4 separate regions of the Mus musculus genome follow, and all the other regions are linked to region 2. The links are chromatin loops, found by intact Hi-C in ENCODE. Cell type or tissue: left cerebral cortex. All regions are shown on one strand.

Region 1 (5,000 bases), 390 kb after region 2:
GGCCCTTTCACACATCCCAACCGTTTGCAGATGGCATAGATTTTGGAATGGGTTGATTCAGAGCCCTGGGTCTGGCCTGGGTGGTAGCTGAGCTGATCAGTCAGCTCTCCCTTACCTGCCACCAGGTTGAGCGCTCCAGTCCTGCTCTGGCTAGGCCACCCAGTGCCTCCATCAGCAGAAGGCAGGGGCAGCTCTCCCTCTCTCATGCCCTTGGGCCAACTCAGCTTCACCTGTGCCTCCAGAGCCAGCTCCACTGTGCTGCCCCATCAAGGTCCAAGGCTCACTCTCTCAAGTGCTGCAGCCTGTGAGGGGCTGGGACAGCTCTCTCACTCCCACACCCTCAGGCCCAGCTCACACAATCCTTCACCATCAGGGCCAGCTCTACTGTATTGCCCAGGGGAGGTGCAGGGCTCTCTCCAAAGTGCCTCAGCCAATGATGGGACAGGGCTAGATCTCCCACCCTCATGACCCCAGGGTTAGCACTCGCAGCTACTGCAGGTGGCAGGGGGGCATCACCCCTGTACCCATGACACCTCATGCCAGATGAGTGGTGGCAGCAGAGCCAGCTCTCCCATACTCTTGCCCTCTGGGCTGGCTCACCTATGCTCCCTCCACCAGAGCCAGTTCTACTGTGCCTCCCAGACAAGGTGCAAGGCCTGCTGTCCCGAGTGCTGCAACCAGCAAGGGGCAGGGCCAGCTCTCCTGCTCTTATAACCCTGGGGCCAGCTCTCCTAACTGCTGCAGCTGGTGAGGGGCAAGGAAGTTAATACCCATACTGCCTCACAGCAGATGAGTCTCAGGGCCAAACAGCTCTTCTGAGCTCTTGTCTTTGGGGCTGGCTCACCTGGGCATCCTGCCACCAGGGTCAGCTCTGCTGTGCTGTCCAAGTGCTGCAGCTAATGAGGGGCAGGGCTATCTCCCCTGAGCTCCTGAACCTGTGGGCAGCTTTCCCAACCACTGGAGGCTGGGGGTAGGGGTCTCATCTCTGTACCCATGCCGCCCCAGGGCAGACAAGTGGCAGGATCAGTGCTCCCACACGCATGACCTCAGGGCAGGCTTAGCCACATCACCAGGACCAGCTCCACTGTGCTGCCTGGGTGAGGTGCAGGCCTTGCTCTCCCAAGTACTGCTGCCTGGTGAGGGATGGGGCCAAGCGCTATAGCCAGTAATGGGTGGGGTCAGTTATGCACAGCCTCAGCCCTGACCAAAGACATCCCTGTGTTCTTTAGTGGTGATATGAATCAGGGACATCTAAACTGACCCCTGCCACCATGGACCCAGTGGCAGGTTAGCTGGGACCTCACCATGGCCCAGGTGCCAGGGCTGGGCAGTCCTAACATCTGCTCACTCCGGAGTCTCCAGTTCCATCTCTCTTCATAATACCCAAGATGCTCCTCTTCCACATTCTCTCCCATCTGACTACCACAAACTCGCACGGCATGATGGCGCCAGCTGCAGGCTGACCACGCAGCTGGCGCGCCACTGGGTGACATCCTCCATCCGCGCTGCTAGGTGTGACAGCAAGCAGGTGTCTATGGCCTTCCTGTGCCATGCTCTGGAGGGCAGCTCTGTGGGTGGCATGACAGTCCACAATTCTCTGTCTGTCTTCCTTCTCCTGCACTGTGCTGCCTGGATTTTTCTGATCTGATCTGATGACTTGATTTTTATGAGTCCCAGGCATAAGACAGCTTTGGCTACCAAGCCAGGCATCAAGCTAGGATGAACAAAGGACTCTCATCTGCTCTGCCCCTGGGTGATATAAGAAGAACACTACCAACAAGGTGTACTGTTGCATATTACTGGAGATATGTGCGTATGTATGTATGTATGTATGGATGGATGTATGTATGGATGGATAGATAGATCATGCAAAAAAGTATCTGCAGGCATTTCTCCTGACAGTGTACACTTGGCCTTTAGAGTTCCAGAAGGAAGGTGGATCCCAGGCCTCAGAGCTGGAAGGTGTGTAAGATGGCAGCAGCTGACTTAGCACAGAGACTGGGGAAATGATGGCAAACCAGAGGAGACAGGGAAATCAATCACGGCAGCATTCCTAGCCCTGAGTTTTCACATTTAGATCCGCAGAGCCTGACCTACTTTGAAGGACCCCCTCAGGCTTACAAGTAAAAGCTATCAAGAGGAGGCTTTTAGTGAACCTAAAGACTGGGGGGGGGGGTGAGGGGGGGCGCTAGTCTTGTGAGCTCAGGGTGCCCTCCAGTGTTGGTTAAAGCTCATCACAATTACTGTTCCTTAAAACTCCCTGCAGGGATGCGCACCACTTAGCCTTCCTTGCAGGTCTTGTCTCAGACTCAACTTTATCAGAAGCTCTCTGTTGTAACTACTGAACATTCTACCCATTCGGGGCCTCCTGGGGTATTTAAAACACATTTGGATTTGCTCCTGTGTAGACTTGAGTTCTTAGGGAAAGGAACACAGGTTTGGTTTTTTGTTTCTTTGTTTGTTTGTTTTTGGTTTTGTTTGTTTTTTTTGTTTTTTGTTTTGTTTTGTTTTTCACAGCGGGAATCCTTTTTGTTTGGTCAGTTGTTTTTTCTTTTTCCTTTTTTCTCCTCACCCTCATGTGTGACCCAGGCTCGGCTACTCAACCCAAAGTGCTCTGGAAATCAGTGTGGCACTCAAGCTGGCCCCAAAAGGGGATCCTCCTGCCTCGCCTTCTTAAACTCTGAGATTACAGAGCTCAGCCACTGTGGTAGCTTGCCCAGGACAAAGTTTGCTTGCTCTTAGAGCTTTTCAGATCTGCATCCCCTCCCCTCCCACACAAGGTCAAGGCGCTTCTCTTTCAGACCTTCCCAGAGACAACAAATGCTTCCTCATGAGGATTTACTGCCCTCTAAAACTGCACTTGAACTTCTGCCCACCTCCGGCCACTGAACGGCGCCCAACACCTTACCTTTTCTTCTCCAGTCTTTTTCCATCTGTGTCCATATCAAAGTGTGCCTCCCATTTGTGTTTTACTTAGGCTGGCTGTCAAACCAGGCATGCGAAACACTCAGAAACCTGCACAGGTTCTGAAGTACCCCAGACTTCACAAACTACCAGATTAAGGAAAGACATCCCTTTCTTATTGGGTAATCTTGCCAACTAATACATAATTTTGCTCACTCATCTTCACACTCACAGCTGCTGCTGAAATGAAATATTCTATGTGGCTCATGTGGCTCATGTGGTGTGTGTGTGTGTGTGTGTGCACGCGCGCGCGCACGTGCGTGCGTGTGTGTGTGTGTGTGTGTATGTGTGTACGTGTACAATGTGTGATGAATTGTGCATTGACTGAAGATGAAGTGGGGGAAGAGGGGTCCTCTTGAATAATCGTAGGCACCTCATGGAGCACTAGCTGGAAGAAAGGGAGTCTTGACTGTGAGGAAGGAGCCTTGGGGGTCAGGCCCATCAGCTCTGGCTAGCAGGACAGCTTCAGCTAGCCCTTGCAGAGAAGAGAGGTCAGTATGAGAGTTCCCTCGATTAAAATAAGCATAGAATGGCCCAGCTATTCTATTTCTGGATGGACCACAAGGAACTGAGAGCAGAGGCCCAAAGAGAGGTTCCTTTACTATGTTCATAGCAGCGTCATTCGTTGTAGCCAGAAGAGAGACACAACCCCAAAGTCCTGTGTGCGTGCATCTGCGTGTGTGTCTGTGTTTGCGTCCCGGCAGATGAGCAGATTGCGCATGTTCACATGTGGAACATTATTTGCAGTATACAGAAAGGGTGCTCTGAGATCTACTACAGCGCAGAGGACCCTAGAGACTGTGCTAAGTGAAGTAACTTGGGCAAGAAGGCTTGCATGGTCCCACTTATATGAAGTGTCATGAGTAAGCAAATCCATGCAGACAGGAAGTGGAAAAAAAAGGTTACCAGGGGCTGAGGATAGTAAAGCAGACACACTTTCAGGTATAGGAAACAATTCTGAGGATGGGCAGTGGAAATGTTAGACTTGTAGTGACATTGAATTTCACACACAGAGATGGCTTAAATGGGAAACAGATCCACTCTACAGATCCACAGTGAGAATAAAGCAAAGCAGCGAGTGAGCTCCTCACCCAGGACAGATAAATTTATAGCCAATACAACATTAACGAAGTCTAACGTACAAAGAAACACGTTTGTATAGGAAGGGGATGCAGGGTCTCCTACACATCTTTCCCCTTGCCTCCATTTGAAAACACAGCATCTTTAAGACCCATTTGCACAGTGGATAGGCCTAGAGTTGTTTTCTCCGACTATTGATATCTTAGTCTGGTCGTTCTTGCTCAGGGCGCATGATAGAGATATCATACATTGAATTTTCCACAGCATACCTGGCCTTACTCATTGGATGTCAAAAGACACCCTTCTTCCCCAAGGTTATGGCTATCAAAAATGTCTCCAAACATTGCCAGACATCTCCTGGGCTACAGTTAACAGACTTAGCAAATGCAAGATGCTTGGTTAAATGTTAATTTCAGATAAGTAACGGTTTCTTGTATAAGCATATCTAAAATATTGCATAACAAATATTTACGCTGCCTTTTTCCACTTAAAAGAAAATTAGGGGCTGGCGAGTTGCCCCAGGAGTTAAGAGCATATACTGCACTTGCTGTGGAACCCAGCTTGGTTCCAAGGGAGTTGTGAACTCCCTGTCAGGTAGCTCACAATGACCTGTGTCTCCATCTGATGCCTCTGTGGGTACCTGCACTCAGGTGCAAACACATATACAGAAAGAGAAGGGGGAGGGAAGAAGAGAGGGTGAGAGGGAGAGAGGAAAAAAGGAGAGAGAGCTTTCAATTTGAATTTTTTTAAATTTAAACAATATCCTGGATTTTATCTGCCCACCCTATCAGGATTGTTGGTATACAAAACAAGATGACATAACAATATCTGGCACACAGTGGGTGGATTTTTAAAACTCTAAGAGCCTCAATTCTGCTCCACCCATCTCTACCCAGGCCTCTGGTTCTTTTCCAATACTGCCATCATTCAGGTGGCCTGGCCTGAGGATAAAGGAG
Region 2 (5,000 bases):
CAAGGGCTCTGAGGTGTGGCTCTGAGGCAGCTGTGCGACGGTGATGACAATGTGGGCTCATGACCAATGACCACTTAAACATCCAAGTGGGGACTACTGATGTGCTCAGATTTGTGTCCAGAGTAACTAGATGAAACATGCTACTACTCACCGAAGCAAGGACGGTAGCACAATGGAACTGGAAGGTCAGCAAGTTCAGTACCAGCTGTGCCGGCATGAGGTTGCCTCTGGAGCATCGGGTTTGTGGGCACGCAGGAGTCAGTATCCCTGGGCTCCTATGGATTTACTCATCTGTGGGCCAAAAGTATTTCTTAAAATCACATTGGTCTTGACATGCACAGACTTTTCTTATCGCCATCCCCTAGACAATTCTGTGCAATAACAACTTACCTAGCATTTATACTATATTAGGGTTCTATGTAAAGTGGACATAATTTAAAGTGTGAAGGGTGGTATATGTCATAGGCTACACTATGCCATTTTATATAGTTCTCTTGAACATCTGTAGATGTAGGCATCTGCAGGATCTGGGAATCAATCTGCTGAATTCTGTGGTTACAGAAGGATAGCGGTTATGTGACTACGTTGGCTACTCAGCACCCAGCTCCGAGCACTGGAATTCACAATGGCTAGGATGTGCCTTTGCCTGTATTACAAGCATAGGCTGGAGATTTAGACTGAGGAGGCATTGACCTCTTGGGGTAATACGAAAGAAATGGGGATGGATGGGATTCCCCATTGTGGTAAAAGAACTGCTATCCTGCAGACCAAACACAACTGCACACACTTTTAGAATATAAACATATGTATTTTCTAGAAGGATTTTTAGATTCAAACATGATTTCAAAGGAGTTCATAATCCTAACAGAGGACTGCTCTGAGAAGAGGAACCTAAAACTGCTAGCTTTTAAGGAACAGTGAAGTGTCAGGAGAAAGATGGGAGGCAGCCAGAACACCGGAATTGTGTGGAGAGCAGTATGAGGGTCACTGGCCAGAAGGGGGCAAGGAAGGCCCCCAGCATGCAGATCAGGAGGCTGCCTTGACACCCGTGACAGTTTCAGCTGCCCCTGGAGCAGGCCTCAATTATAGTTTGCTAAGAAAACAATTGAGATAAAGACACTGAAGAAGAAGGGAGAGATGCAGGGAAAACCACAGAATAGAAAGCCAGGGTGCAGCCAGAATTGTGCAAAGGGAATTTCTCTTTTATTCAGCATTGGTATGGTTCCAGAGGATAAGTAAACTAAGTCTGAGCTGTGACTGTCTTTCATTAAGCCATGCAGGGAAGATAAAATAGGCATGGATCTGCATCGAAGAATGAACACTTCACTAGTCTCAAATCAACCACTGTGGTAATTTGATCCGTTTTAATTTTAATTACATTTTCCCTTATGACTTGTTTGCAGACCTGGTAGGCAACCAGAGTTGGGAATTGTGGATTATTTTAGTAACAAATGAGCTGGTATGATCAGACGCCAAAATTGTTTCTTAAAAACATATTGCGGTCAGAAAGCGATCGGACTTTTGGAAAATACGTTATCTGCCATTTATCCCTGCTCTTTGCAAACAGGCAGGAGAAATAACGTGAGACGAAAACAGTAGCATTTCTTCAGTTTCTGGGTTCAGAAGAATGGTGCTTTAGAGGGTGACACGCACCATTCCACTACATTCTCGGCACTCTTTAACCTAAGCTGAAACCACAAGATACTTTGAATGCTTCTCTTTGCTACTGGTACAACTTAACTGAAAAGCGGACTCGGGGAATTCAAACGCAATCTCTAAGAGGCGGAGAACGAACCAACGTGTAGCTGGCCGCAAGGTGACTTCTCCCGTCTTAACTGCACGCAAAGAGAGGGCGAGCACCAGGCCCTTCCAAGTTTTCTTTCACCATCCTCCAATCCGGCCCCATTTAAATCTAATTCTTTCTTAATAAAAAACAACGTTCTGTTTGGCTATGTCCCCACGTCCTAAAGAACAGGACCTACTTAGTTCGCATCACTTGTGTCTTCTCTTTCTGGCACCTCCAGGGACGATGCTCCCAATCCTGCCAGGGAGGAACCGGCCTGGGCGCCGCCACCGGGATCCACCGTCTCGGCGAAACCTCGGCTCCTGACTCGCTGCGACAGACGGCGTCGCCGCCGCAACCAAAGCAAGCACAGCGGCTCCCCTAGCAGCCACTTGACAGTTTCAAACTGAGGGCCCTGATGAAAGACAGCCCTAACTATTGGTCCACAGCTTCAGCAATCTTAAACTTGATTGGTCCGTGGTAAGTGGGCGGAGCCCAAGGTATCTCCGCGGGACAAGCCGGAAGTAGGAGATTTACAGGCAAAAGCCGGCCCAGAGTTCCCAGAACAGAGCGCATGCTCGGTGCTGCTCTGTGCCTGAGGACTACTACGGGGCGGCACTGCAGACAAATTTAATTATCTTCGCAAATCTGTGAAAGCTGAGTGCTGTTTATTTTCAACAATGAGGATGACATAGGCATAAAGCCTCGAGATTTCGTTTCATGCACAGATAACAGGCCGCAAGGCCACTGGCCCGGCAGCTGCTCTCTTAAAAACACAAATGTCCGATGCCCTCTATTGATTTCTTTAGTTTTGGGTTAGGGAGTTTAACGAATAATGTAATTATGAGGATGAGGGTATAACAAACTGCCAGCCTAAGTTTTTTGTTTTTTGTTTGCTTGTTTGTTTGTTTTTGACTTGCAACTCCAGGGCATTTCCCTTGGTTTATTCTGTGTGGGGTATTCAAAAATTTAAACATAGATCCTAACTTTGGTGACATCTCAGCTAAAATAAAATACAGAAGGCTAAACAGGGAGAATCCAGTGTAATTCACTTCTAAATCCATAGCAACGTAATTTAATACTGTAAAATTGTTTACTATCACAGACCCAACAGATAATTCCCAAAGTAGCCCTTGGCAGCTACTTTAAACCAACATGACTGAGTCTAACCAGCCTAAGTTTTACTGATGACCTAACTGCTGTAAGCTGCAAACAGAAACTTTTGGTGGAATATCGCGACCTTAAAAGACAGAACACAATTACAACTTAAAACTTGGCTTTAGTAAGTACTCATTAACACCTTCGGTAATGCTACCCACATAATACGGTCTAGGGAGATAAAATGAGTTAATATATTAAAACAGACATTTCGGACCCCAGACTAGAAAAGAATAATCTGTTCGATCCCCCCCACCCCTTTTGTAACCTACATGATGTCACTTTCTTTTTTCTGTATACGGAAGTGGCACAGCTGCAGCCTCACCTACTTCTGTTTGTCAAGAGTTAGACTTTTATTATCTTTTAAAAGTTATGCTCTCTCTCTCTCTCTCTCTCTCTCTCTCTCTCTCTCTCTCTGTGTGTGTGTGTGTGTGTGTGTGTGTGTGTGTGTGTGTGGTGAGGGGAAATAGTCTCTATTTTCACCACGTGTGACCTGACTTGGGGGTTGAACGCAGGTCATAAGGCTTGGTGGTAAGTGCTTTTACCCATTGAGCCATTTCACTGGCTCTTATATTTGAATGATAACGAAGAAGATCACAAAAAATTTTTGTTGGCATTAGCTGTGTTGATTTCCTCCCCTAAGCTTATTTTAAAAGACAAATTACTACCACTAGAAATAATTTTATACTTCGTTCTAATAATTGTTGTTCAGTTGAATACTACATGGTGACCCTGTTGTGTTTTATAAAAGGAGCAGGGGTGGTGGTGGCAGAGGTGGTGGCAGGGGTGGTGGAAGGGAGCATTTCAACGGGCCCTGCCAAGGTGTCCCCCAGAACAACCAACCCATGTGACAGGCCAAGTATAAAAGGGAGTTTATTTGGGACCTGGGGGAGGGGGTAGAGGCAGAGAAAGGGGAACAGAGAGAGGAGAGAGGAAGAGGGGAAGAGGAGAAGAGGAGAGAGGCCAGCTGGGAACATGTGAGAGGGTGGGAGGGAGGGAAGGAAGGAAGGAAGGAAGGAAGGAAGGAAGGAAGGAAGGAGGGAGGGAGGGAGGGAGGAAGGAAGGAAGGAGGAAGGGAGGGAGGGAGGGAGGGGGAGGGGGAGAGAGAGAGAGAGAAAGAGAGAGAGAGAGCATTTGAAGCTAGGCTGGTACCTGGTTATTGCTAGGTAACTGTTGGGCAGAGCCTAGAGGAAATGCTAGCAGACCCCTGCCACTGTAATCCAGTTTTTTCTTCCTCATCTTTGTATGTGTGCTACTGTGTGTGGAGGCCAGAGGTCAATGTCAGGTGTCCTCTTCGGTTATACCACATCTTATTTTTTGAGACATGGTCTCTCACTGAAACGGGAGCTCATTGATTTGGCTCCTGTAGCTGGATAATGAACAACAGCTTGTGATGCAGGGATTTCAAAAGTAAAAACTGCACACGAATCGCATGGCTGGATGAGCATCGCGGGAGGCTGAACTGAATAGTTAGAGAAAGATTTGAGATTTTACGTCAAAGATAAATGATATATTTTTAGGTTTTCAGAAGAGATAAAAACAACTTGGAAGAAGGATGTGAAAGACCCACAACGTGAGGACTCTCCCACGTTCTGAATCAGGAGAGGCAACACCCCAAATCACTCACAAGAAACAATCTTGATGCAAACTGCAAGAGGATTTTTATCCCAAGAGCACTCTGGTACCCACAGTCATACACCACTCAGGGTTAGAGGACCGTGGGCCACAAGTGCAGAATTGTGACAGCTTTTATGGGGTTACAACAAAGAGCCCACATAGTGCCGGCCAATCGATTTGTACCACTCCATAATTTCTAGGCCAATCATTTTAAATCATCAAACCTGTGCCCCGAGGGTTTGGCCCAATCAGTTTTCTATGGCCCCGGTGGTTCACTTTTGCGTGGGTTCCTGGGCGGGGGAGGCAAAACGCAGTTTCGGTGTGTAATCTTTTCTTCTATGGTGCAAGCAGTTTACAGAAGCTAGATAATCGGTTAGTCAACTCTTTTCCTGTTATCTTACTAGGTCAGAATCATGGTATTCACAGAGAACAGGGCCCTGGA
Region 3 (5,000 bases), 360 kb after region 2:
GACCTCAAGCTGTACTACAGAGCAATTGTGATTTAAAAAAAAAAATGGTATTGGTACAGTGACAGGCAGGTAGACCAATGGAATAGAATTGAAGACCTTGAAATGAACCCACACACCTATGGTCACTTAATCTTTGACAAAGAAGCTAAAACCATCCAGTGGAAAAAAGACAGCATTTTCAACAAGTGGTGCTGGCTCAACTGGCTGTTGGCATGTAGAAGAATGCAAATCAATCCATTCTTATATCCTTGTACAAAGCTCAAGTCCAAGTAGATCAAAGACCTCCACCTCAAACCAGATACACTGAAAATAGTAGAAGAGAAAGTGGTGAAGAGCCTCTAGCACACAGACTCAGGGGAAATTTTCCTGAACTGAACACCAATAGCCTATGCTCTAAGATCAAGAATTGACAAATGGGACCTCATAAAATTGCAAATCTTCTTTAAGGCAAAGGGCACTGTCAATAGGACAAAAAGGCAACCAACAGATTGGGAAAAGATCTTTACCAATCCTACATCCAATACAGGGCTAATATCCAATATATACAAAGAACTCAAGAAGTTAGACTCCAGAGAACCAAATAACCCTATTAAAAATGGGGTACAGAGCTGGGCGTGGTGGTGCACACCTTTAATCCCAGCACTCGAGAGGCAGAGGCAGGCGGATTTCTGAGTTTGAGGCCAGCCTGGTCTACAAAGTGAGTTTCAGGACAGCCAGGGCTATACAGAGAAACCCTGACTTGAAAAAAATGGGGTACAGAGGTAAACAAAGAGTTCCCAACTGAGGAATACCAAGTAGCTGAGAAGCACCTATAGAAATGTTCAACATCCTTAGTCTTCAGGGAAATACAAATCAAAACAACCCTGAGATTCCACTTCACACCAGTCAGAATGGCTAAGATCAAAAACTCAGGGAGGGAGGGAGGGAGGGAGGGAGGGAGGGAGGGAGGGAGGGAGGGAGGGAGGGAGGGAGGGAGGGAGGCAGGAAGGAAGGAAGGAAAGACATTCTATGGCTCATTGTGAATATATGTTTATAACACACATAATATGTTATGTACACCAAATACATAATGTATACGAAAAATATTTATAGAAACAAAGGTTTTATAAAATGGACTTATGCCTTTCCTTATTCCTTGAGTTTCAATCAAATATTTTCATCTCCAACAAATTTTCTAAGATGCTATATAGATTATGAAATTGATTTCACGGCTCATAGACTGAATACGCTGCCCTGCACTGTCTGTCGTGTCCACTCGAGGATGACCACAGCATCATCGTGAGTGGGCTCAGATGCTTAACATGGCGCCTAATTTTGACCTCCTAGTTTACACAGAGCATTACGCATTCTGTGGTTCATTCGTTCAGGTCAATTTGCTATGAAATGACCTTTCCTTAAATTGCATTAGCTGAAGGTATGACTAATAGTCCTTTATTGTATATAAGACTCAACAAAAACTAGTTGTTGCATGGACAGCACGTTTTACTCTTTGACATCACATCATTTGAAATGCCAATAGCAATTTACCTTGTGGTACCATAAATGAAGGAGCACATACTTTGAGGCTGATCTCTAGGTGCTGGCTCTACACCCTGGTTATATCGTTTTTACACCTTTCTTCAACAATATGTTGAAGACAGTAATTTGAAGTGAAAATAAGTATGGTTTTCTGAAGCAATTGACCCAAAACTTAGGGTCAAGACTTTTGAAATTATGATGAAATCTAGGATTCGCCTACTAGCGCAGACAAAACTTTTAAGTGTGTAGCCTGTCATTTGAGAGCCCCTTGCATGAGTGGTCTACCCGCTAATCACAACAGATTTTCAAGTCAGCCGGCGGCTCCTTCCAGGGGGCTGGAGATACGGCTCAGTGGTTAGAAATGCTTACCGCTCTTCTAGAGAATCCAAGTTCAGCTCGAAGCACCTATATTGAGTGAGTGATTCAAAACCACCTGCCAGCTGAGGAGCTCTGACACCCTCTTCTGGTCTCCATGCATGGGTACCCATATACATGTACAAACACACACACACACACACACACACACACACACACACACACACACACTAAAAATATCTTTTTAAGTCAGAGGAATGAAACAAAAGATCATATGTAGAAACAACTACCCTGACCACCTGAAATATATTGTGCTCATTTGGTTTTAGTAGTGACTCTTAACCTTGTACTCATTGAGCCATCCTACCTCCTGGATAAAAGCTAGAACCAATCGAGGAGGTGAGCCTGTCATTTCTGTGTTTGCCAGCACATCACACCACCAAGCTGGAAGACCCTCTGCTGTGGGGTAGCAACAGGGACTGAAGATGGTGGACAGCGCTCTAGAGCTGTTTACAGCTGTGCCCAGAGTTCCCATCAGTCACATGGGTGAGACACACCACAGGGCTTCTCTGTTTTAATGAGTCAGTTAAGGTATTAGAAGCCACCAGATTGTTGTAATTTTTGGTAAATATCATGCAGACTATCAAACGCTGAGCATAAACAACGTCTGAGTTGCAAGCGAAGCTGTAAACCACATGAGTGGGGTTCCACTGCCACCTGCTGCCCACATGGCCTAATTGCAATCTCAAGTTTGGGTATGGCAAATGCCAAATGTCTGAATTCACCATAGACACACAGAAAAACCAGGTCGCTTGCTTGCAATGCCAGGAACGGGAGAGAATATGCTTTGTGAGTTTACTCTAGATTTGTCTCACCCGCCTTCACTGTCCCAGGCGCAGTCTCATGTGTCCTCTGCACTTCTTGACAGGATTGGAGGCGCCATTCCCACTGTGTTCTCCTACTTCGCTGAAGTCCTGGCCCGGGAGAAGCGGGGTGAGCACCTCAGTTGGCTCTGCATGTTCTGGATGATTGGCGGCATCTACGCCTCCGCCATGGCCTGGGCCATCATTCCCCACTACGGTAAGGTGACTTCCCTCTCTATTTGTTTCCTCTCTGTTCTGAGCTCTGGCTTTCATAACACTCCGGAGGTGGAAAGGTTTGTGTACAGTAAGGCTGTCACGTGGTTCTTTGGGCACATGGATGACAGTGAGACTCCTGTGCTATCCCTGCACAGTGCTTTCGGGTCACCCCATCACCGCCTTTCCCTTAGTTGGGACTCCTTCGGTCTAGCCCGTCTCTGACACTGTGTGCCTACATTCAGAGTCAGGTCCCACAGGTCTGACTCAGTCCTACACAACTGACCCAAGGCTTCAGATGCCAGATGTAAGTCCCTGCCTCCTGTGACTGACCAGCTAGAAGCCTGACCTTTCCCCCACACCCCTCCTCAGGTCCAATCAGTTTCTAGAATGGCTCACAGATCTCGGGGATACCTTAAATTCCAGTTTATTATCAAGGATGTCACAGATGGTACAGGTAAGGTGCGGATGAAGACATGTGGGGAGGGGAAGAGCTTCCATGCCTTCTCCAGCACCACCATCCTCCCCCCGCCCCCCTGCACTCCACGAGTTCCGCAGCCTGAAGCTTCATAGTTCATGGGCATGATCTGTTACTAACCCAGTCTTTAGCCAGAGAACGGTGTGCGTAATTGCGGTATGCCTTTCCGGTGACCAGCTCTACCCAGGAACCAATCAAAACTTATGTCATCTGTACAAAGACATTCCTATCACCTAGATAATTTCCTAGGATGTGGAGCTCCATGTCGTGAGCTGAGGATGAAGTCTCGCCTGTATTTGCTATTAAGAACCACAGATTATATTCAATGTTAATATTTTGGTGTGTGAAGCTCTCACTCATTTACTCGCTGTAGCTATGGAGCTGATCTGAGGTTGATTCCCACAACATTCAGGGGGGGACGCAGACCCTCCACAGGGTATTATCCAGAGAGACTACACCATCTGCCACCTGCAGATGACAGATGTTGTGTTATAGAGAGGTGACTTCCCATCACTCTTGAGCCGTCACACCTTTCAGATACACAGGGTGCCTGGTTTGGGGGCAGGAGCAAGAGTCCTGGCTCACAGATAGTGATCTACAACACATAAGCAACACTACCTAGCCGGACTCCCCAGAGGCTCAGTTTCTCCTCAGCATTCGCTGTTCCTGCTTCTGTGAGCAGTAGAGGCCATGACAGTCTCAGAAAATGCAAGTTTCACATTGTTACATTTATAAACACTGAGGTGCAGGAGTCAGGGGAAACCAGGGATCCAAGTCAATGTGCAAGGAAGAGGAAAGGAAACCAACACCCCCCCTCCCCCTCCCCCGCCCCTTTCCCTCTCCCGTATGTGTGCGCATGCGCACGTGTATGCACGCATGCGTGTGAATAGGCTGACATTTGAAAAGTAGAAATACTGTATAAATTAAAATTACAAGGGATGTAGCTCAGTGGCAGAGTGTTTGTCTGGCTTGTACGAGGAAGGCCCTGGATCCAAACTCCAGCATTGAAAACCAACAAACAAAACCAACACAACATATGGTCCACTCTTGGTTCTTTCCAAAAATATGATCAACGGAAACAAACTCGGTTTTTAAAAACCCCTTCCTTATTTTCTCGATAAAGCATAATTTTGTGAGGGTCTCGTCAGACATGCAGGTGGGTATTCTGAGACGCTATCCTTTGTTTCACTGCATTGAGTACAGAACTTGAGATGTCTCACTCTTTCCTTTGATAAGCCTAAAAGGTTATGTAAATGTCAAAATTATATTTAACAAGAACACAAAATCGAGACATGAATGGTCTTGGTCTGTAGAGAGCTTCCCTTTGCTGAGTGCTGAAGTTGTGAAGGATGTGTTAGCCCAAGTGGTGAGCTTTTCGTCTTTAGATTACAGCTGACCTCAGGACCTCAGGCGCCCTCAGGACCTCCGGTTGTAAGAGCAGCATTGAGTCCAGGCGCTTCCACCTCTCAACTCAGACCAACAAAAAGAAAGACACTTGAGATGTTACTCTGTGGGAACTAGAGGAGGAGAAAAGGAGATGCAAACATTGTGCAAAGTCTAACCCTACTCACTGTTGTTCCCAGAGCTACTGCTGGCCGGCCCACAGGCAGCCT
Region 4 (5,000 bases), 260 kb after region 2:
CGAGAGCCTCCAGACCGCCTGGATCTCTGAAGAGCCCGGCTGCTCTTCTCCAGCAACACAAACATTTACATGCATTGTTTACTTATGTATCGGCACAGCCAAGCATTTAGCCACCTATTCAATCTTTCAGGCTATTTACTCTCGCATGAACTCATCCAGGGAGAGATTGTGTGAGAGATCTACCCACTGCAGCTCCCACCAGCGCCTCGCTTTGTCTCGCTCCTCGGGGTTACCATTACAAGGGTAATGATTGCGCGGCGGGCACCTGCCGGGGGTCGGGGAGCTTCCAAAGTACACGAGTTTCACGAGAGCTCGGAGCTGGTAGGGTCTACTTTATGAGGATGTCTGGCTTCCCACTTTGTCCCTTCCGATGAGCGGATGGGTAACAGGATGACGCTCTGCCCTGCCAAGACGGAGTAGATACTTGGGTGTGGTCTCTCCAGGATGAGTTCCAGTTGGTATAGTCCAGCCCCAGCGCTAAGGTGAGGCTAAGGTTGCCGTTTCTCACCCTCTAAGGCATTCCTGAGAACAAGAGCAATATTCTCACCTCTCTCTCTCTCTCTCTCTCTCTCTCTCTCTCTCTCTCTCTCTCTCTCTCTCCTATTAAAAATGCTAGAAATCCCCCCACCCGGAGTTCCGGCTGCTCCCTGGCCCTCCCTGGTTTAGGGACACATACACACATCCCGCACGTGGAGTTCCTTCCGCTACACCCCAAGTTTTGTCTCGTGTGCTAGCATGGAGATTGGGGGGTAGGCGGGGGTGATCAGCTACTCCTGACTTACGGAAAGCCTAGTCAAAATTAACCAGTTCCAGGCTCAGAAACAGAACAAAAGCCCTCCTTCCCGAGGCACTGGCCTCCAGCAATCAACAATTTCCTTGTGCTTTGATGGACCCGACCCAAGGGGCTGCCAAACGAGCAGCGCACAGTCACACTCGGTGACTAATTCAGCACGGGTGCCTTATCGACGCCCCCCACCCCGCCTCCTCCTCCTGCTACAAACTGAGCTCTGACTTCTCCAAAAGTACCTGCCACTTGGAGCCAACCCCCACCGCACCCCTCCCCACCCCCGACCCGAACCGCAGCAACACCTCCGCATCATACCGGGAGCTCGCCCAGCCTTGCACAGCGCCCTCCTCCCCCGCGCGCCGTAACCCCCTCCCTGCGCATCGCTTGTACTCTAGCCACGCCGCCGCCCGCCACTGCAGCACCGAAGGGAGGAGGCGAAGGAGGAGGACCGCAGCGTGGCCGCCGGGAGCCACTTTCCCGCCCCTCCTCTCGCTGCCGACTAGCTCAAAGGAGTCACCACTGCGCGCGCTGCAGGAGAGAGTGGCAGACCGAGGCGGCCCCGGGCTGCAAGCGGAGGGGTGCTCGCAAGGCGACGGCTGCAGTGCAGAGCGGTGGCTCAGGGCAGGGGGTCCCCGGCGCCTGAAACGGTGAGTAAGGAGTCCCCCGCAACCGTGGCAAGGGCTCGTTCCGTGCTAGGTTTTTCTTCTGTGCCGGGAGACCCAGCGTTGTAACCAGAGAACTTTTTGCAGCCTTCCAGAAGCGCAACTAGCGCAACTTTGCCAGCTCTGGCCCGGGAAAAGCGGCTGCAGGTGAGGCAGGCTGCCCGCTGGGTACCTGTGTTGGGATGGCAAGCAGGAAATCTCACTGAGGCAGTCGAGTGGCCCCGGGTTTACTAGGCAGAGGCAGGTTAAAGGTGCGCTATGTTCGGGATTCAAGGGCAGGTGGGTGGGCAGCTGCAGGCATCTCCCGACTTCTTTGGGGGCGCAGGGGTGGGGGAGTTTCAGGGAGGGCTGGAGAGACTATTCAAAACAGGCAGCCGGGAGCGCCCACTATCAGCGAGCCATCCCCGCAGCCTCTGGCTCAACTTTTTCTGCGGGGAACCCTCTGCAGATGTGCAGAAGTGGTTGGAAAGCACGGGGAGCCGCAGTCGGCTCTGCGGGAGGCTAGCAGAAAACCCGTCAATTTTCAAACTCTTACACACACACACACACACACACACACACACACACACACACACACACACAAGCTGAAAGCAGGAAAGCCTGCTGTGGCCCTTTGTAAGAATCAACACTTCTCCAACACTGCACCTCTATTGAGCAAAACCCTATCGAGCGTCCACTATGCGCCTAGGGGCGCAGCGAAGCGCATCTAAGAGTGAGGATTTCTTAGGAGAGGGACTGTCCCCAATGATGATGATGATGATGATGATGATGATGATGATGATGATGATGATGATGGCAGCAACAATTACTACCGAGGTATCTAATTTAAGGACAAGAGGAAATGGGCGACAGGTCACCATCTTCTCTTGGTGGACTTTTCCTCTCCAACTGGGCTCTAGAATCGAGAATACTTTCTCCCGCGAACTGGAACGCCTCTGGCCAGGAAGGAAAGAAAGATTTTAGAATGCCGGGATGAACTTGGCTGGGGAAGCCAGCACCCCACCTCAGATACAAGGAGCATCTCTGTGGGCGTGCGGGAACCTCAGTCCGCCACGCGCGGGGGCGGAGAGGGAGGAGCTGAGTCACCAGCTCTGGAAGTACCGCCTGGACCATGGGAGCGGGGGGGGGGGGGCGCTCGCGTCACCCTCTACGTGTGGGCGTGATGCAAATACAGCCCCGCAAGGGGAGGGCGCGGTGGAGGGAGGGCTAGGAGACCCAGCCTGTCTGGGAGCGCGCGCGTGTGTGCGTCAAAGGCTCCGGAGTGATGGATGCCCTGTGGCGCGCCCTGTGCAGACGGCAGCGACTGGAGGGACTCGGGTGGGAGGATAGACTGCGGCAGGGGTGGCAGGGGATGCCGGGCAATACAGAGGCTGCAGGCAGGCAAAGAGCTCCGCAGTGTGCCGCAGTGGTAGCACTGGGAAGGCGTCGTCTCAGCAACCAGGATTCCCCCGGGTGCCCAGACATCTTTTAAGTCTCTGAGGGATGCCCAGATGTTCCTTTCTCCCGTCAGACTCCCTTCCTTCCTGCATAGCTGATTGACTAAGAAAACGGGCGGGGAGGGGGGCGCTTTTCAGTTTACTTTTTGTCCTTAGCAGGAGTAAGACAGTTCTTTCAGAGTCCATTCATTTTATGTTAGCAAGCTTCCTAGTGCTCAGGCCAATTTTTCAAGCAAATGCTTTCTTGGTTGAGTTCCTCAGGTTCTCTAAAGCCAATCCTTTCCTAAGGCTTTTGGCAGAGGCCTGGCATCTAAGTGGGATTTGAGAAAGGCTTAGAAAAAAAAGTGGCGCTTTGGTTTTTTAAACCATAAAAATTCGTGTTGAAAGTACTGTTGGCTGATCTTGGACTCCCTGACAGAATATTAAAAATCCCATCTTTTTTTTTTTAATTTAAAATACATTCTGGGAAGCCTATAGCAAATGCCTTGACTGAATGAGCCCAAAATTTGTAGTATGTGAGACAAAAGGAATAAGGGAGATGGACTAGCAGGGAAGAAAGTGGAGTGGGAGAGTAGTAGTGACCAAGAAACCCAAGCAAAGATCTGGCTCCCTATTTCTCCAAAGATGGTCATTGGCCGCTAGAATTTTAGCTGCTGGCTTTCATCCTCCACAGCAAAGAACAGTGAAAACCAGCCCTTGGAGGGCTTCATTTCCTCAGCGTTGTGATCAGACAGCCTTGGAAGCACAAGAAAGGATGAAATAAACACCTTCCAGGAAAAAGAAAAAGAAAATAGTTTTCTTTAAAAAAAAAATGTATGGAGACTTCCTACATCGTTTCTTTAATGCAATTTGGTGCTCAGTGTCGACACACGCCGACAACAGTCCTTCCCTGATACTCTAAACGCAAATGTCATTAGCTGCTGTCTGGAGAAGGCAGGCTCAGTCGGAAGGGTCTGGAGGACATCTGGCTGCTTTTGGGTGATGTAGTGGAGAAATACATTTGTCTTCACGGCTCTACGACAGGGAAATTCACTTCTCTGGCCTCACCAAAAGATTAACCTAAGAAATTTTAGGTAAAAATGGTGATTGTTCTATTATGTTTCTTAAATGTGAATGATGCTTCAGAGAGCAAGATGCAGTTCCCAGCCTCAGGGTGATTACTGAAAAGATGCCATACTGTGCCGCATGTCACATGATCGCCAGAAAACCCATTGTCTTATGACTAGGAATGTGAGCGCTCATTCTGAAATGAGTTTGTTGAAGACTATTTTATGAATAAAAGCATCCGATTTGTCAGTGTGTCATCGTGGGCAGCTCAGTCTTGTTCATCTTAAGACACCTAACAGTAGATTTCTTGGGATGGTGAAATTGAAACGGCTCTCTAGAGTCTGTTCAGTTGCTTTAGGGGAGAAACTTCAATCCACCGGTGTGTTTTCCTGGTTCTGTTTGTTGGGCTTTCTATCTGACACAGGTTCACAGAGCACATACTTGTTTAAATTCATCCTTTAGATTAGGTTTGATTGCAAGCATAAGGGGCAGCTCTCTTCCCTCTCTCCCTCCTCAATTGTATACAGTTTTCACCCATGGCTACATTTTTTTCTTTGCTTTTTAAATTTTCTTTTTCTTGAGAATCCAGTATAAAATTTTGCAGCAGATTGAATTAGGAGGGTCTTCCTTGAGACAGCTGAGAGCACCAAGAGGCTGAAATTACTGTTTAACCCTTGCTGAAAATGTCTTCATGCTATGTGAAGCTGCCATTTGGCTTTATCACAGTCCCCGCACATCGAGGGCCAGTTTGTAATCATTGCCTATCATGGCAGCTTACACTGTTGGGCAAATTGACCAACATAAAGCAAACAAACAGATCGGCTGAGTTGGGTAGTTTGCTCTTTCCTGGTTCTAAAATCTTCCATGCCAAGAAATAGAAAGATAGGTGACATATATTTTAAATTTGAATTAAAAAAATAGACTATAGAAATATTTTATTAACTCGTTGGCTACTAAATGAAGCTCTGTTTTTGTAGAGAAAGTGCTCCATTGAATTCTATATTGTGCCTTTTAGGGTATGTGTAGCCTAATTCCAATTAATCAATGTTCAAGGCTTGAATTTTTTAG

The links. A loop is a pair of places that touch in the nucleus more often than their neighbours do. Peaks named below come from ENCODE experiments on the same cell type or tissue, not always from the same donor. Only the 100,000 strongest peaks of a DNase experiment are listed, where the experiment ranks them.
Region 1: a loop joins it to region 2, with 2.2 times the contacts of the local background. A loop is called at or near these places in 4 of 42 quality-filtered maps.
Region 3: it touches region 2 in a loop (2.7-fold over the local background); 24 of 42 quality-filtered maps call a loop at or near these places.
Region 4: a loop joins it to region 2, with 5 times the contacts of the local background. A loop is called at or near these places in 5 of 42 quality-filtered maps.

Annotation. Positions count from the first base shown.
Region 1 is chr13:95,999,847-96,004,846 of GRCm38, reverse strand. The region is part of intron 4 of Sv2c (synaptic vesicle glycoprotein 2c); the gene reads left to right. LOC115488229 (a small nucleolar RNA gene) reads right to left here and starts at 1,807; the gene lies at 1,665-1,807. In left cerebral cortex, a CTCF peak has its summit at 2,242 (motif pointing left); a DNase peak (open chromatin) is centred at 2,230.
Region 2 is chr13:96,385,514-96,390,513 of GRCm38, reverse strand. Poc5 (POC5 centriolar protein) reads right to left here and starts at 2,220. Exons shown (of 13, transcript NM_026173.3): 1 at 1,983-2,220; 2 at 152-291. In left cerebral cortex, no CTCF peak of the experiment used is centred here; a DNase peak (open chromatin) is centred at 2,293; H3K4me3 peaks cover 1,444 bases; H3K27ac peaks cover 1,041 bases.
Region 3 is chr13:96,028,396-96,033,395 of GRCm38, reverse strand. Sv2c (synaptic vesicle glycoprotein 2c) reads left to right here. Exons shown (of 13, transcript NM_029210.1): 4 at 2,762-2,913. Among named protein-coding and RNA genes, the nearest start is that of Sv2c, 100 kb to the left of the region's middle. In left cerebral cortex, a CTCF peak has its summit at 2,555 (motif pointing left); a DNase peak (open chromatin) is centred at 2,552.
Region 4 is chr13:96,128,882-96,133,881 of GRCm38, reverse strand. It overlaps Sv2c (synaptic vesicle glycoprotein 2c), which reads left to right and starts at 1,305. Exons shown (of 13, transcript NM_029210.1): 1 at 1,305-1,434. Gm29543 (predicted gene 29543) reads right to left here and starts at 1,157. Exons shown (of 2, transcript NR_167969.1): 1 at 1,103-1,157; 2 at 1-522. In left cerebral cortex, no CTCF peak of the experiment used is centred here; DNase peaks (open chromatin) are centred at 2,535, 2,595, 2,648, 3,124 and 5 more places; H3K4me3 peaks cover 2,801 bases.